Linked DNA regions of Homo sapiens: region 2 is linked to region 1. A link is an interaction called in ENCODE POLR2A ChIA-PET data of the cell type or tissue named here. Cell type or tissue: GM12878. All regions are shown on one strand. Links, peaks and the distances in the headings refer to the core of each region. The heading gives the core; the rest is flanking DNA.

Region 1 (8,012 bases), core at 3,013-8,012:
TTCCTTAAGCTTTTGAAAAGAGTCACTTTGAAAATCTAACCTCTGAAGGGAAAAGAGTGCCATTTTAAAATGACAGCTGTGGCTTTTCCTTTACAGCTCTAAATGAGCTGTAAAGAGCTGTTGCTGCTAAATGAAGGCACTAGACCAAAGGCCCAAGGTACCTGGTGCCACTGAATAGTAATGGAGTTTAGTCCTGATGGTATTGCAGTTCTTTCTTTTTGCTTTCCTTTTTTTTTTTTTTTTTTTTTGAGACGGAGTCTAGCTCTGTCACTCAGGCTGGAGTGCAGTGGTGCAATCTCAGCTCCCTGCAACCTCTGCCTCCTGGATTCATGTGATTCTTCTGCCTCAGCCTCCTGAGTAGCTGGGACTACAGGCGTGCGCCACCACACCCAGCTAATTTTTGTATTTTTAGTAGAGACGGGGTTTCACCATGTTGGCCAGGATGGCCATTTTCTTTTTATTCTCCTCCCCATTTTGTTTTGTTCTGCCTAATAGCCTATTAATGGAATTTAAAAAGGTTTCAAGCCCCTTGGCTGGTGGCAAATATCAGCAAGTTTGGGCTTTATAATTACAGCTGAACCTCCTCTGCCACTTTTTCTAGCATGCCCTATGGGTTTGTTTTTAGAGATACTAGAAAGACACAACAGTAGATGCCTGACATGCTGTCAGAATCATGCTGTTTGTAAAATACTGTGAAATCTCCCATGATTTGTGGAGCAATTTTGAAAGTCAAGTCAGGGAATCTTAGACTCCTTATGGAGGGAATTTGTAGCAAGCTGGCAGCAGCAGTGGGCGTTTAATGTATGTGTTCATTCTCTTACTCCAATTTTAAGTGGGTTTCCCATCTTGAGGGAGTTGTTTTCTCCCATTTTCTCTGGCACCTGTCTTCTTATGCAAAATTGCGTGATGCTGTAAGTACTCTCATGAGATCGGGAGGTGGGGCAGGGAGTGAAAGCCTAGGGAAAAATAATTATATCAAGGAATCAGATTAAAGAGCTGTGAAACTTTAGAGCTAGAAGAGGACTGAAAAACTATTTGTCTTGTTCGCTGTTCTATCCCCAGAGCAATGAATATTCAATCAGTAATTATCGAATGTGTACATGAGTGAAGCATCACTCTTTCCCATTTTACAGATGGGAAATCTGCAGTCACAACGATGAATGATGCACCTATAGTTTCACAGGAAATTGGGGGAGCCAGAATTCTAAACTAGGCTTCTCAGACTTTCACATGCACAGCAATCACCTGGGGATATTTTTAAAATGCAGATTCTGGCCGGGCGCAGCGGCTCACGCCTGTAATCCCAGCACTTTGGGAGGCCACGGCGGGTGGATCACGAGGTCAGGAGATCAAAACCATCCTGGCTAACACAGTGAAACCCCGTCTCTACTAAAAATACAAAAAATTAGCCAGGTGTGGTGGCGGGCACCTGTAGTCCCAGCTACTCGGGAGGCTGAGCCAGGAGAATGGCGTGAACCTGGGAGGCGGAGCTTGCGGTGAGCCGAGATTGTGCCACCGCACTCCAGCCTGGGCTACAGATCGAGACTCCATCTCAAAAAAAAAAAAAAAAAATGCAGCTTCTGCTTCAGTAGGTCAGAGATGGGCCTCTAAATTCTACATTTCTAATAAAGCGCTGAGATAACTTAATATTGTTAGTCCTGGGACTACACTTTTTGGTTTTTTTTTGTTTTGAGACAGGGTCTTGCTCTATTGTCCAGGCTGGGGTGCAGTGGTGCCTTCATGGCTCACTACAGCCTTGACTTCCTGGGCTCAAGGATCCTCCCACCTCAGCTGCTCAAGAAGCTGGGACCACAGGCATGTGCTACTATGCCCGGCTAATTTTTTATTTTTTTGTAGAGACAGGCTCTAGCCATGTTGCCAAGGCTAGTGTTGAACCCCTGGCCTCAAGTGATCCTCCCACATCAGCCTCCCAAAGTTCTCAGATTACAGATGTGAGCCACCATGCTCGGCCACAGGCACCACACTTTGAATAGCAAGGTTCTAATCACACATTTCAAACTTCTTCTTCTTATTATTATTATTATTTTTTTGAGATGGAGTCTCACTTTGTCGCTCAGGCTGGAGTGCAGTGGCGCTATCTCAGCTCACTGCAACCTCCATCTCCCAGGTTCAAGTGATTCTTCTGCCTCAGCCTCCCAAGCAGCTGGGACTACAGACATGTGCCACCATGCCCAGCTAACTTTTATATTTTATGAAATATAAAAATATAGAGATGGAGTTTCACCACACTGGCCATGCTAGTCTTGAACTCCTGACCTCAAATGATCCACCTACCTCGGCCTCCCAAAGCGCTGGAATTACAGGCATGAGCCACCACCCCTAGCTCAAACTTCTCATAAGTATTCCTATGTTTAAAAAAAATATACAACTGGCTTTACCAGTTGTGCATTTTGTTTTACTCATTAAACTTGAGATTTTAAAACTGGGTTATGTTACAATCAGCCCTTATTGCATCACAAATGAGTATGTGGAGATTGTAAACTAAGTGAACTGACTTATCCAGTTGCCAAGGTGATGCAGGATTTTTCTCAACCCCTTTGTCAGACTTGTGACGGGGGTACCCCATTTACTCAGCCTGCCACGCTCAACCCCTTGCAGCAGGGAGCACATGAGTGAGCAAGTGCGGGATCTGGATGGCTGCTTTGGGTGCTTCCAGGAGCAGGCTGCGTGCAGGCCTGGCAGCAGTGCCCAGGTTGGGGTGCCTGCAACCCCTGAAGCTCCAGAGGGCATGTTACAGTGTTCTTTTAGCTCTGCCGTCTGTGGACAGTGGTGTGTTATCAGCTCAGTGAGCCCCTTGCCTCATCGTGTGGGGTGGCTGCCCTCTGCCAGTGAGCGCAAAGGGCCACTGTGACAGCCTTTTTTGGGTACCCACATTCAGTGGATCCCAAGCTCTTGTGTGGCATCTAAGATGAATGAGATAGCCCAGACACTTGAAGGATGGTGAAGGTGGAGAATTGTGTTAGGCAATGGGAAATGCCTCTCAGCAAAGAGGGGAGCCGGAGAGGGGACAGGACAGGCAAGTAATCTTCCCATGAAATCCGGCTGTCTCCAGCCGGCTCTTCCTTGTAGTCAAGCCTTCTCTCTGAAATTAAGCCATCTCTCCTCTGAAGCCCATCTGTCTCTCTGAAGGCAAGTCACCTCCCTCCAGTCAAGCCACTTCTCTCCCTCTACTGACTGAGTCTGGGGTCTTTATAGGCACAGGATAGGGGCATGGGGTGGGCCATAGGTAGTTTCAGAAAAGGCAACATTCAATCAGTAAAAAGACATTATTCAGAAAGAACCGATCGGAAGAGAGCCAGCAAACGGGGATAGACGTTCTCACTTTGGATGCAGGTTTCAGGCTTTTGGGCTCAAAGGTAGGGTTTTGCCAGGGACCCACCTGTCCGCCTAGAATTTCTCTGCTTCCTGCCTCTATCAAAGGGTATGGTTAAAATGAGAATTTTTTTTTGAAACAGAATCTTGCTTTGGTTGCCTAGGCTGAAATGCAGTGGCATGATCTTAGCTCACTACAACCTCTGCCTCCTGGGTTCAAGAGATTCTCACGTCTCAGCCACCTAAGTACATGGGATTACAGGCACGCACCAACACACCCAGCTAAGTTTTGTATTTTTATTAGAGATGGGGTTTCACCATTTTGGCTAGGCTGGTCTTGAACTCCTGACCTCAAATGATCCCACCTCAGCCTCCCAAAGTGCTGGGATTACAGGCATGAGCCACCCCATCCAGTCCTAGACCAAGGACCAAGGTTTTATGGTGCAGATTAAGCCTCCCTGTAGCAAGTTTCAGAGTTCTTATCAGACCTGAAAAGGTGCCCGACTCTTAAGTGAATTCTCTCCTAGATCAGGAAAAAGACTTGGAAAGCTAAAGGGACTTTTTTTTTTTTTTTTTTTTTTTTTTACAAAATGTAGATTTTCCCCACAAGAGGCAGCTTTGCAGGGTCATTTCAAAATATGTCAAAGAAATACATTTTGGAGTAAAATATTTTTATTTCTTTCAGGGCCTGCTCTCTGTCATGTGATGTTATACCAAAGTCAGGCTGGAATTTGGTGTCTTATTGCTACAAAAAGTCTGTTTCTTCAGTCTTAAGATTTCTGCTGTAATGTTAAAACTGCCTAGCTGTGCCTGAATTTCAAAGGGAGGAAAGTAAAATGAGGGATCTCAGACAACCCCCTTCCAATCACGACCTGAACTAGATTTTCAGGTTTACTTTGGAATGCCTTTGGCTGAGGCAGGGGGCAGGCATCAGTAAGTTGAGGTGCATAGAATTTTATTTTTGGTTTACATTATCATGAGACAAAAAAACTGGAAGTTGGAGGGCCATGTTGGAGCATGTGTTCAGTGGGTTCAAGCAAAGGGGAAAGGTTTGTCGATGTGTTTGTCCATGTCTCCTCACTCATTCTGGAGGAGTGCTTCTTCTGACCACCATACTGACACTCAAGCAGCCCAGCTACTCGGGAGACTGAGGCAAGAGAATTTCTTGAACCTGGGAGGCGGAGGTTGCAGTGGACTGAGATTGGGCCACTATATTCCAGCCAGGGTGACAAAGCAAGACTCCATCTCAAAAAAAGAGAAAACCTTGGTCTTCATAACCTCTTATCTTTTTTTAATTTTTCTTTTCTTTCTTTCTTTTTTTTTTTTTTTTGAGAGGGTAGCAGCAAGATCATGGCTCATGGCACCTTCAACTTCCTGGGCTCAAGTGATCCTCTCACTTCAGCTTCCCAAGTAACTAATAATTTTTTTATTTGTAGAGACAGGGTCTTGCTTATGTTGCCCAGGCTGGCCTAGAACTTTTGGCTGAAGCAATCCTCTTGCCTCGACCTCCCAAAATGCTGGGATTACAGGCATGAGCCACCACACTTGGCCCCAGATAGTTCTTTCTACTGATTCCAGGTCTTTAGATAATAACTCTTTCAACCAATTGCCAATCAGAAAATCTTTGAGTCCGCCTATGACCCAGAAGCCCCCACTTCTTGTTATTCCACCTTTCTAGACCAAACCAATGTACATCTTACATGGATTTGTTGCGGGACCTTTCCTTAGTTCAGCTAAAGACGGGGTTCCTTGTCCCACAGCCGCCAAAGTTTAGGCTTGCAGATGGTTTGAAGGATGAGTAAAACAGGGTATTATTGGGTGAAAAGGAATAAAAGGGGGAACAGGGACTCTCCGCAAGGTCGGAGTTACTCTAGTGTGCTTCCCGCCTTGCAGTTTGAATCCTAGGTTCCACACAGGAAGAGGAGGGGCCAGGCTCCTCCCCGCTACCAACGGGGTGAACCTCTGTAGCTCCACCCCAGTGCGCAGGCCGGTTGAAGTTTTGCCAGGGACCCCTCCCGGACCCCTCCCACCCGGCTGTCTCATATTGATTGATGTCTATGTCTCTCTAAAATGTATAAAACCAAGCTGTAGCCCGATCACTTTGGGCACATGTTGTTAGGACCTCCTGAGGCTGTGCAACAGGCATGTCCTTAACCTTGGCAAAATAAACTTCTAAATTGATTGAAACTCACCTCAGATACTTTTTGGTTTACAGTTGATTAGTTAAGCTTAGAACAGTTTGTCCCCCTGAAACCAGCTAACCACAGAGAATACCCTCTCCTCTTCAGATTACTGAGACTTTCCCTGCTTGCAAAAGAACCCAAACCATAAAAGTCACCCCATCTGTAACTTGTTTCCCGACCGGAAAAAAAAAAGTCTAAGGTAAAACCACCTTAAGACACTCTGGAGTGCAATAGCCAGAAAAAGATCATCTCCTTAGACAGAGAGAGAGAGAGAGAGAGCGCACGAGCGAGCACAAGCTATCCTTATGACCTAGCTGTGGAAATCCTGTAACCTCACTTTCACCACATTCTATTTCTTTGAAGTGAATCACCAGGGGGTCTGGCCCACATCATGAGGGAGTGTACTAGGCTTCACATTTTCAAGAAAGTAGTGTCAGATGTACTGGGACATATTTTGAAACCACCTGATGGTCATATCCAATGGCAGTAGAAGGAGTTGCCCAGGAAGATAGGCAGTAACTCAGGTCCAATAGTAGCTTGTTCTAGCATTCTCTCAACATAAGTATTACTGTCCTCATTTTTCTTGCTTGGAGGAATTAAAATAATATAGAATTCATCTAAATTCAAATAGTACTATAGCAGGTGCAACATATTTACTCTAGTCTGCCGCCTCACACAAGAAGATATTGGTTAAATCTCTCTGGATATAGAGAGGAATTTTATCCTAGTATTTGTCTCTCTGCCATTTGGCAATCCCACCACCACAACCAATACAGAAAATCAGGGATGTTAGGTGCACACTTTGGAAAATCATCAGAGACACCTGCTTTATGCAAAAAAAAAAAAAAAAAAAAAAAAAAATAGAGTGAGAGAGAGATGTTTTCATCACAGAGGGAAGAGATTCTTGGAAGGAAGCCTCATAGAGTTAACCAAAATAATGAATAAGCTGAGTCTAAAGAGTCACAGTAATTATTTCATGTTAAAGATGTTAGAAGAAAAAAAAACACTGAAAAAAGTTTTGCATTAGAATTAAATTTAAAAGGCTAAATTATAACTCTCATAAGACTAATGGTCAATTTTTTGTCTGGGTTCTTTGTGGCTATTGGATTTGTGATTTACAAAGAGGATGTTTGACCCCAGGGAAGCAAGTAACATCCCTTTCACAAAATAGCATTCATTGCTCAAGGTCTCTGAAAGCTGAAGGAACTGTAAAAGATCAATAATCAGTTTTAAAATGTGATTCACATAATGCTGTCTGGATTCAGGAAATGGGCAAATTCTGATTATTTTATTTTATTTTATTTTTTGGAACGAAGTTTCGCTCTTGTTGCCCGGGCTGGAGCGCAATGGCACGATCCCGGCTCACTGCAACCTCTGCCTCCCGCGTTCAAGCGATTCTCCTGCCTCAGCCTCCTGAGTAGCTGGGATTACAGGCGCCCGCCACCACGCCCGGCTAATTTTTGTATATTTAGTAGAGACGGGGTTTTACCATGTTGGTCAGGCTGGTCTTGAACTTCTGACCTCAGGTGACCCACCCGCCTCGGCCTCCCAAAGTGCTGGGATTACAGGCGTGAGCCACCATGCCTGGCTGATTATTTTATTAATGAGGGGTACATAGGAACAAAAAAATATAAAATAAGAAACTGCTAAGGACTTTCTCTCCTGCCATGGTTGAATCTGAACCTTGAAGCCAGAAAAATAAATAGCAGTGGAGCAGAAATATCACTACTGTCTCCTCTCAGGAGTCATTCCATCTTGATCAATTCTGTCCTTCCAAGCATAGCTTGAGTTTACTGGTCCTGAGACATGACAGAGATGTGTCCACCTTGGGCAACTAGCCACAGAAAAAAGACTTGTGACCCAGGCCAGTTTATCTTCACTTGGTGGCCAGCCAGCAAGGTGTTAACATCCAGAGAGTTGAACACATATACAGACACACCAGTTTCCTGGCACTCGATTCTCCTAGTTCAACAATTCCAGAAGAAAGACCATACCTTTCTTTCTGGTTGCTTCACAGGCAAATGCTGTAGAAATCCACTATATCTAGGAATAAAAGCAACTAGGAAATCAAGCAACTGTGAATTTCGGGGCTTCAATTTTAATGGGCTATAAAGGCTTTTCTTGATGAGTGATCAAAAGATGTTGTGGAAAAAAATAAAACAAAAAAGACAATGGCTTTGAATTAGCTGGGTGTGGTAGCACACACCTGTAATCCCAGCTGCTCAGGAGGCTGAGGCAGGAGAATCGCTGGAACCCGGGAGGCAGAGGTTGCAGTGAGCCAAGACCGCGCCACTGCACTCCAGCCTGGGCGACAGAGTGAGACTCCGTCTCAAAAGACAATGGCTTTGGGGTGGAAGTTGATAAAGAGGATTGTGAGCATGGGAATCAGTATTGTAGAGAATTGAGCGCTGATTTGTCTGGGGTACTCTTACACCGCTCAGGGTGCATTTTTTTTTCTTTTTTTCTCCTTAACATAAAATGAGAAAGGATGCATTT
Region 2 (9,145 bases), core at 627-5,626, 340 kb before region 1:
TTTCCCTGGAATATTTCAAAGAAAAATCCCAGACATTTTACCATTTCACTCATAAATATTTCAGAATGTATTTACGAAAGTTTGCTTCATTTGTATTTTTGACAGAAATTTCCATCTGGAAGATAGAGAACTTAAAGGGAATGTTACAAGGGGATAATGGTCTCAGGGAAGCAATAACTGAGAATTTTTGGCTTTCCTTCCTGCCTACCTGCTCTATGCTGCAGCATCACCCAAAGTCGCGGGTACGCATATTGTACTAAACACTTTTTTGTGTGGCTTCCCCAGAGCCCAGTGATTTCTGTTCCTTGGAAACTGATTAGTAGTAACGTCTCCTCGCTGTGATCCTGCCCTGTGGCCTTGAGGGAGTTCTTCCAAAGGTAGAGACTTTGGGTCAAGATGGGCCAATGGCATTCTTTCTCTCTGCTGGGATTTGAACGTGAGAGCAGAACATGTCAGGAAAAACTCTAGATGAAAGAGAAGGTCTCCTTACTTCTGCTGCTGAGAGCCTGGAAACTGCTCTACCCAAACCCAGGGAATATAAGTTATCGGCTTTCCCAAAGCTTGGGGTGGAATGACATTTGCTTAAATTCCATGACACACTGTCTTAGTTCATTTGGGTTGCTACAAAATAATACCTTAGCCTGGATAATTTATAAAGAAAGGAAGTTTATTTGGTTCACAGTTCTACAGGCTTATAAGAAGCATGGTGCCAGCATCCACTTTTGGTGACCTCAGGAAGCTTACAGTCATGAAGGTAGGTGAAAAGGGAGCAGACGTTTCACATGGCGGGAAAGAAACAAAGAGGGAATGGGTGCCATACTCATTTAAACAACCAACTCTTTTTTTTTGAGACAGAGTCTCACTCTGTTGCCCAGGATGGAGTGCAGTGGCACAATCTCAGCTCACTGCAACCTCCGTCTCCTGAGTTCAAGTGATTCTCCTGCCTCAGCCTCCCAAGTAGCTGGGACTGCAGGGATGTGCCACCACGCCCGGCTAATTTTTTTATTTTTAGTAGAGACAGGGTTTTGCCATGTGAGTGAGGCTGGTCTTGGACTCTTGACCTCAGGTGATCCACCCGCCTCGGCCTCCCAAAGTGCTGAGATTATAGGTGTGAGCTACCATGCCTGGCCTTAAACACACTCTTACAGGAACCAGTGGTGCTAGAACTCATTCATTACAGCAAGGACAGCACCAAGCCATTCATGAGGGATCCACCCCCATGACCCAAACACCTCCCACCAGGCCTCACCTCCAACATTGGTGACCAAATTTCAACATGAGACTTGGAGGGGCAAATATCCATCCAAAGTATATCAGCTACTCTATGATCTTTCAGATAAACTCCCTCTCTATGCATTAGCTAGCCAGAACTGACTTTTACTCTTTGGCCAAAAGAACTTTAACAACTACACATCTCTCTAGAAGGAACCCATGGCCTAGAGCATCAAGCAAGGACAACACTAATATAGAGATGAAAATGTTATGAAAACCTTCTGTGTTATGTTCACTGCCCTCTCCCTAACACCTAGCACAGTGCTGAACATAGAATGGACATTCATTACCTATTTATTGGATAAATTGACTACTTATCTTCCCAGTAGAGAGGAGATTATAGAATCTGCCCATTATGGAGCAAGTCTTCTTGTCTTACTAGGAACATGGGTTTGGCTTTGGCTCTGACTCTGCCACTCTGTGTGAGTGAGTCACTTAGCCTCTTTGGACCTCAGTTTCCTCATCTATAAGCTGGGAATCATAAACTCAGCCAACCTTACAGAGATATTGTGAGGCTCAAATGAGGTCATGCTATATGGAAGCACTTGGTAACCTGTAAATTGTTTGCAACTAAAAAGTATTATTATCTTTTCTAGCTGTGGATTCCATTCTGTCTATCTCAGCTTTTTGGCCCGAGAAGTCTTTAGGGCAAAAGTGGATGATAAACTGCTTCTTTCATCATTGTTTTCCTGTTTCCATTCTAACCACTTCTTAAGCCTGGAGTCTGCTTTGGGGACTCTGTTTTATGGATTAAACTCTGTGAAGCCTAAGAACCAAAAGGATTCTTTTTTGTAAAGCCTATGGCATCTTCATTAATCTCATCAGGTACTCAAGATGCCTCCTGATGCATGTTGACTGATGTCCACATATCCCTCTGATAATCAATAGTGTGGAGGCAGCAGCCTGATCCATTCGTATCTTCCTAGGGAGACACATGAACTCATCTTATTGGATGAGGGGTCTATGGAAAGAATGGGAAGCAGAGCACAGGAGAAATAAGTAACGGTCAGTGTTAGTAAGGCTTCCAGGTGCAGCTGTCCTGCCTGAGAGGCCACCAGGTTGGCAAGAAGCTAGTGGATGTCCTGCTACCTGAGTCTTGAAACAGCTTGAACTTTCCCATTTCCTGAACAGCCCAACACTTGCAGAACATTGCTGCATTGTTCTGTGCCCTGAGGTCTCCTGGTGGCGGGCCAACCCTAGGCTGTGCCGGCAAGCACATGGCTGCGATGATTTGTCTGTAGCTAGAGCCATTCACCTAGCTGAATGTGTTGGGACATTATCCCAGGGTGTTACCCACCCGAGGAAACAGGAGAGGGGCTATGGGGGAAGGGGATTACATCAGCATTATTATTGTTATTCACTTATCAGATGGTTATTAATTATACTTCAATTAAAGGCTTGCAGTCTTTACAAGCATGAGCTCATCAGCCCTCACAATGCCCAAAGGAGGTCAAGAACCAGGAGACTGCTGATTTGCTCATGAATGCAGCTGACTTGAGTTTCAGAAATCCTGTGATCTGGTTTTCCCCTCTCTGTCCGGCCACTGGCCACTTCCCCTTCAGGAGCCCTCAATTCCCCCGATGTACAGTGGACAGATACATTATTCACTCGGCTGACTGGCGTCTGCAAAAGTGTCAAGGATCAAATTTTCCTTTCTAAACCCTTCCACGGGTTAAAAAAAAAAAACGAAAAGAAAAAAAAAAAAAAAACAACAACAAAGGAGACATTTAACCAGGCGCTCCAATGCAGCCAGCTCGCCCTCAAGATCAATACACCAGGGAGGTAACTTCATGGGAATCCAAGGAGCAACAGTGGGGTGGTGAATTTTAATGAAGCCTCGTGCAGTTCCAGGTTGGCTTTCTGGCCAAGGGAGGTGGCACCCGGCTTTGGTAATCAGGAAGTTGTTTTGTGGCTGGAGGTCAAAGAACAGAAGGCAGCGTGAAGGAATGATAAATGGTGAGCCAGGAGCAGAGCCTTTCAGAAAGAAGCTGAGAGATGTGAAGGACGGAGGGCCTGCCCCTGCCAGCGCATCCCTGGGGCCCACTCTCCTCCCCAGGCGCCCAAGAGCCACCAAAGGCACTCAGCCAGCCAGGCCACACCCAAAGAACCGGGATCCTTTAAAATAAGAACCGGGATCCTTTAAAATAAGAACCATGAAGAACAACTGCAGAGTGGGGTGTTTCGTTGTGTTGGGGTGTGTGTGTGTGTGTGTGTGTGTGTGTGTGTGTTTCTCTTCTTTCCTTTTTTTTTTTTCTTTTTTATGAGGGGGTGGAATCTGTTGGGAGGCAGGAAAGGTACCAAGTTCCTGAGTGGCCCAGATGCCCCCACCTCCCGCATGGCTACAGAGTTAATAAAACTTGAAGGAAATGGAAAATGGGAGAAGCAGAAACCTGAGGCAAAAAGGGCCTTATCTTCAAAGAGATCGGCGTTTTGGTTACGGAAAAGGTTTTCCAATTAAAAGCCTCCTGAAAGGAGTAAATAAAGAAATCCCCAGTTAGTTATCCTGCACCGAGTTGGGAGGAAAAGTCTTGGTGCTTTATTCTAGAAAGGGTTTGGGCTTTGCTGAGCATTTTGAGTAAAGGGAGTCAGGGCTTTATCCTCCCCACCCCTCCTTCCTCTATCCTTACCCAATGAGGCTTGTAGTGATCTAATCTGAAAGAGATAAAGCCCAATTTCCTCAGCTCTGGAGCTGATAAACAAGCCAAAGACCAGCTCTGTTCACAGGGCAATAATTAAAGCTCTCAGGAATCTAAACAGCAAGGTGGTCAAAAGGACAAGGACAAACTCATATTTCCCAGTGCCATTCTGGGCAGCTGTGAGCACCTTGTGTTGGAATTTAACCTGGTGGAAATAGCATTATTATCACCCATATCTTTTTTTTTTTTTTTTTTGAGATGGAGTTTCGCTCTTATTGCCCAGGATGGAGTGCAATGGTGCGACCTCAGCTCACTGCAACCTCTGCCTCCTGGGTTCAAGCGATTCTCCTGCCTCAGCCTCATGACTAGTTGGGATTACAGGTGCCCACCGCCACCATGCCCGGCTAATTTTTTGGATTTTTAGTAGAGACAGGGTTCACCATGTTGGCCAGGCTGGTCTGGAACTCCTGACCTCAGGTGATCCACCTGCCTTGGCCTCCCAAAGTGCTGGGATTACAGGCGTGAGCCACTACGCCCAGTTCATCACCCATATCTTTATGGATTCAGCTAGACCCCTATCAAGCACATAACCAGCCAAAGTACTATGGAACTCTGCTGATCACAGGCACCAAATGTGCTGTTAATTTAGCACTCTGTAGGAGGCAAGATTTGGCAAATACATACATATTTCTTGCTGATCAAGGAAGGATCTAAATCCTAGAAATTATATAATCCCATGTTGAAGTAGGGTGCCTTCTTTATTTAAAAATCATGCATAGCAAGGTACTGTCTGACATTGTTGCAATCTTATTAGTTCTGCTGAGTAAGTTCTGTTCTTTGGAGTCTTTGGAATTAATAGACTAATGTGTGTGTATTGTGAGATGAGATGGGGCAGAGGGAGTGCAGCAAAAGGAAAGAATTTATGTGGCCATGCTATTAACACCCAGAGGCATCTTACAGGTGCGACCTGGTGAGAGGAGGGGAAAGGGTAGGGCAGAGACAGTGGGGACATTCTGCCAAGAATCAGCCATACCTTAGCTCCCCTGAGAACATATGGGAAATGCCAACAGGAAATGCCAACAGGAAATGGACAGGTCTCCATTTGGATCAGAGGTAATCCTGGCTGGAACAGAAAACATAGATGTGGGCATCTGGTGGTTCTCTTCTCTGCACTTGGAGGACATAGTATGAACACCTTACTGGGATCAAGAGGAAGATAGAGTCTGTACTGAGGTGTCAATGGTTCTCACATTAAAAAATAAAAATTACTGAAACCTGTCTTTTTAAATGAAATTTTTCTTGGGGCTCAGATATATAGAACAGATAAGTATGACATTTTTTTACTAGTATACATTTACTTTGAACATTTTTGTTTTTAATATTTGCTTATCAATAAGTAATAACAGCAAGACAACTTTGAAGAACATAAATATTTGGAATTAGGTATCATGCTTTGCTCCACATCAATCCAAATTATCTATTTCAGTTGTCCTTGATTATGTTTTGGTTTTTAAAAAATTGTTTATGTACATCTATGCAACTAGAAAACCCTTATTCACATAAGTAGATGCAAACGGAATGTGTGTGTGTGTGTGTGTGTGTGTGTGTGTGTGTGTGTGTTTTAGATCTCCTATCAAGTATAATATACTCCTCAAATGAATTAATCCAAAAACTTGGACAAGAAGTTGAAGAGATTTTTAGATTCAAATTTTAGTCACAACAATATTTAACAATGGCTTGCATTTCTTATCATAATATAAAAGTCAGCATCAAACACCCTAACTTCAGAGTAAATGGTAAAATATCTCTAATAAAATACGACACTTTGACATGTAGTGATAAATGTGTCAAGGCTATGGGCCTTCACCTGGTTTGAGGTTTCATTGAGCTCTATAGTAATGCTATTTAATTTTTACTTGAGCAGAGCAGCACTGGCCTAGTTTCAAAAAAAAAAAAAAGTGAGAACCATTGAACTATGCAAAACTACCCACTTTTTTTTTTCTAATTAATGACATATTTACAAAAACTTCAAGTATGTCTTAGTCTTTTTTTTCCTCTTGCTTATAGCAGAATAGTTGAAACTGGGTAAGTTCTAAGAAAAGAACTTTATTTCTTACAGTTATGGAAGCTAAGATGTCCAAGGTCAAGGGCCTGCATTTGGTGAGAGTCTTCCTGCTGTTGGGGACACTGGAGAATCCCAAGGCTGCACAGGGTATCATATGACAAGGGGGCTGGGCATGCTAGCTCAGGTCTCTCTTCTCTCTATAAAGCTATCAGTTCCCCTCCCATGATAACCCATTCATCTATTAATCTATGAATAAATGAATTAATTAATCAGGGCAGAGCCCTCATGATTCAGTCACCTCTTAAAGGCACCACCTCTCAAAATTGCACATTGGTGATTAAGTTTCACCATGTATTTTGAAGGGGACATTTAAGCCATGGCAGCGTATACTCACAGAGAAGGTAGAAGTTCCATACTGAAGAATTAACTCGATACCAAAATTAATGATGGTCCTTAATACATAGAACTGTGTTATGTAATACATTTACATGAATGCTTTTTCTTGTATATTTTGTTAAATAACTAAAATGTATTTAAACCATAAATTTGAATCAGACATTGGTAGAAATCCTAAAGAAACTTCTGAGAAATCTCTGCATCCAGTGTGGGAAGAGTTTGGATTCTGGAGGGGGGAAGATGAGAGGAGAGCTATATGAATGGTAAAGGAACGAGTCAGGTTGTAAAGGAGCTTATCCATAAAATTAAAGAGTTTGAAGTAGATTTTGAGAATCGTAAGCAAGAAAGTGGCATAGTCAGGTCTGAATTTTAGAGATCAAACTGGCTGCAGTGTGGAGCCAGTGCTATTTCCCTTTGCTGATAGTGACATTTACCTGGGGAGACAATGGATTTGGGTGAGAGTGGAGGGGAGGGGAAAAGGGCAATAGACTGATCAATTAGGAAGTGCTGTGACACAGGCCAGGGCTGATGATGGCCAGAACTAAAGTCATAGGTCTGTGGCTAGAAGCAACAGGGGTGTAAATTGGGGTATAAATTTAAGAGTTATCAGAGAGGCAAAATTGACAGGACTGTCATTGATCACATGGGGGCTGGGGATTGAGGTACAGAGGAGAAAGAGTAACACGAAATTTTCTGGCATGGGCAGTGAAGTGGAGGGGGTTTCCATCAGCATGACAGGAAATTCAAGAGGGAGAGGTTGCGGTGGGAGTGGAGGAAACAGATCATGAGCTCAGACATGTTGAGTTTGAGGTTGAAGCCAGTAAGTTGTCACTGAGTCCTGGCAAAAACCATGCTAAACAGAGTCCAGCACACAAAAACAGATAAGCAACAGATTTATCCTTCAAACAGCATATAACAAATATAAACAAATAATCTGATTATAAGGCAGAGGTGGTTGATGCTTTAAGGGAGGTGCATATCTCTGGAAAAAATAAGAGAGGGTAACTGAGAGGTTCGTGGGTCTTAAAAGATGAGTATGATTTGGCTTTTTGGAGCTGGGAAAGGAGGAAGGCAATGTAGGTAGGGACAACATGAGCCAGATACAAAGGCCAAAAAAAGAAAAAAATGACATTTAGGGGGAACTAGAATAATTCAGTTTGTTGGCTTAGGGTAAACAATAGTGATAGGTAAGGCTGGAGGGGCAGACTATGGCAGGTCAGGAAATGACTCGACCACTATGCTTTATTGTGGAACTGATTCCATACCTGTGGGAAGCCAGTGAAGGGCTCTGACAGGAAAGAGCATGTGGTTAGGGTTCCCTGAGATATGGTTTACTTCCTTCACTTCCAAACGACCAGCCTGGGCAACACAGGGAGACTCTGTCTACAAAAAATTTCAAAATTAGCTGTGTATGGTGGCACACACCTGTAGTCCCAGCTATTGGGGAGGCTAAGGTGGGAGGAGTCCTTGAGTCCAGGAACACTGAGGCTACAGTGAGCCATGATTGTGACTCTGCACTCCAGCCTGGGTGACAGAGGGAGACCTGGTCTCAAAAAAAGAAAAAAAAATTCAAGACACTTCCAATGGCAGGGACTCTGACCGCAGAAGTTGCTGGGAAAGCAATGACGTCACTTCTCCTATCACTCTCCCCAGGTAAATGTCACTATCAGCAAAGGGAAATAGCAGTGGCAACTGAAAAACCTTTGCAGTGGGGCCATGTGGGTGAAGCCATTCGGTCTGAGTCACTAATGCTGCTCTTTAACTCATTTTGGAAACTTTGGTTTGTGTTGTGGGGGTGGATTAATTGGCAGAAATCACAGAAGTAGTTATTACTCCATCTCGATTTGGGGAACTTGTGCAGAGATTTTTTTAAAACTCTTATTTTGCTTTTGGGTTTTGCCTCATTCTTATTCCTTTTTGAAAAAAAGTGATCCTGATGTAATGAGGTGAAGTTCATATCCTATGTTAGCAGTCCCAAGAAGGCTAGTGAAGTGGTTTTGTCATCAGGATATAAAAATTGGGCTTTTCCCCCAATAAAAAGCAGACTGTGGTCTGATAAATACTGTGAATGTAGAGCACAGAAAAAAAAAACTTAAGAAATTCATTGCAGGCTACTATTAATGCCATCTCCATTCTAACCACTGCCAATGGAAAAACCATGAGAAATGAGTCTGAAAAGGCCAAAATTTTCCAAATCAAGGAAGTCTCTCCCAGTTTCTCATTTTGTTTGTTTTCTGTCTGGTTACTTCAGACTATGACATATCTGTTATGTATATCTATGGTTAGTTTCACACGTAAACACGTATACACACACTGCAATGTTAGGAAGGTAACAGGAAAACCACTTGGAGAGAGTTCTGTTTTGAAACTGTTCGTTTAAATATGCTTTAAAATTTTCAGATGATTAAAGATCCTATTCCATTTGGGATCTCTCCTAAAATATCTGGAAACTGGCATGGATTACTAAACAATCCTAAATTAGTAGTCTTAACCAAAAGTATATACAGTACGCTGGAGAAGGAAACTGGGAAGCAAATTAATGAGGGTGATCATCAGACAAATCCAATGAGAAATGACCTCTGTTGGGACAGTTGTCATGGAGAAGTGGATGACCAGATGGTCTCTTCTGAGCTAAGCCAAGTTGGATGGAGCAGTAAACAGGTTTCTTCCCATAAGAAGTAGAAAGGGGAGTAAATATCAGTACCCTAAAAATCATTAGCAGTGGTCAAAAGATCAATACACTCGTTATCTCCAACAAGTTACAAATCATGAGTCA

What was found. ChIA-PET counts read pairs that join two places held together with the same protein. Peaks named below come from ENCODE experiments on the same cell type or tissue, not always from the same donor. Only the 100,000 strongest peaks of a DNase experiment are listed, where the experiment ranks them.
Region 2: POLR2A ChIA-PET joins it to region 1 with 9 read pairs; 1 of 35 experiments calls an interaction of 5 or more read pairs at or near these places.

The regions. Positions count from the first base shown.
Region 1 is chr13:45,103,640-45,111,651 of GRCh38, forward strand. It overlaps LOC101929259 (a long non-coding RNA gene), which reads left to right and starts at 2,640. Exons shown (of 3, transcript NR_120424.1): 1 at 2,640-2,790; 2 at 3,498-3,595. RefSeq lists a silencer at 5,411-5,470. In GM12878, for the core only: no CTCF peak of the experiment used is centred there; DNase peaks (open chromatin) are centred at 5,362 and 5,662; H3K4me3 peaks cover 990 bases.
Region 2 is chr13:44,761,341-44,770,485 of GRCh38, forward strand. No RefSeq gene overlaps it. Among named protein-coding and RNA genes, the nearest start is that of LINC00330, 44 kb to the right of the region's middle. In GM12878, for the core only: no CTCF peak of the experiment used is centred there; a DNase peak (open chromatin) is centred at 2,772.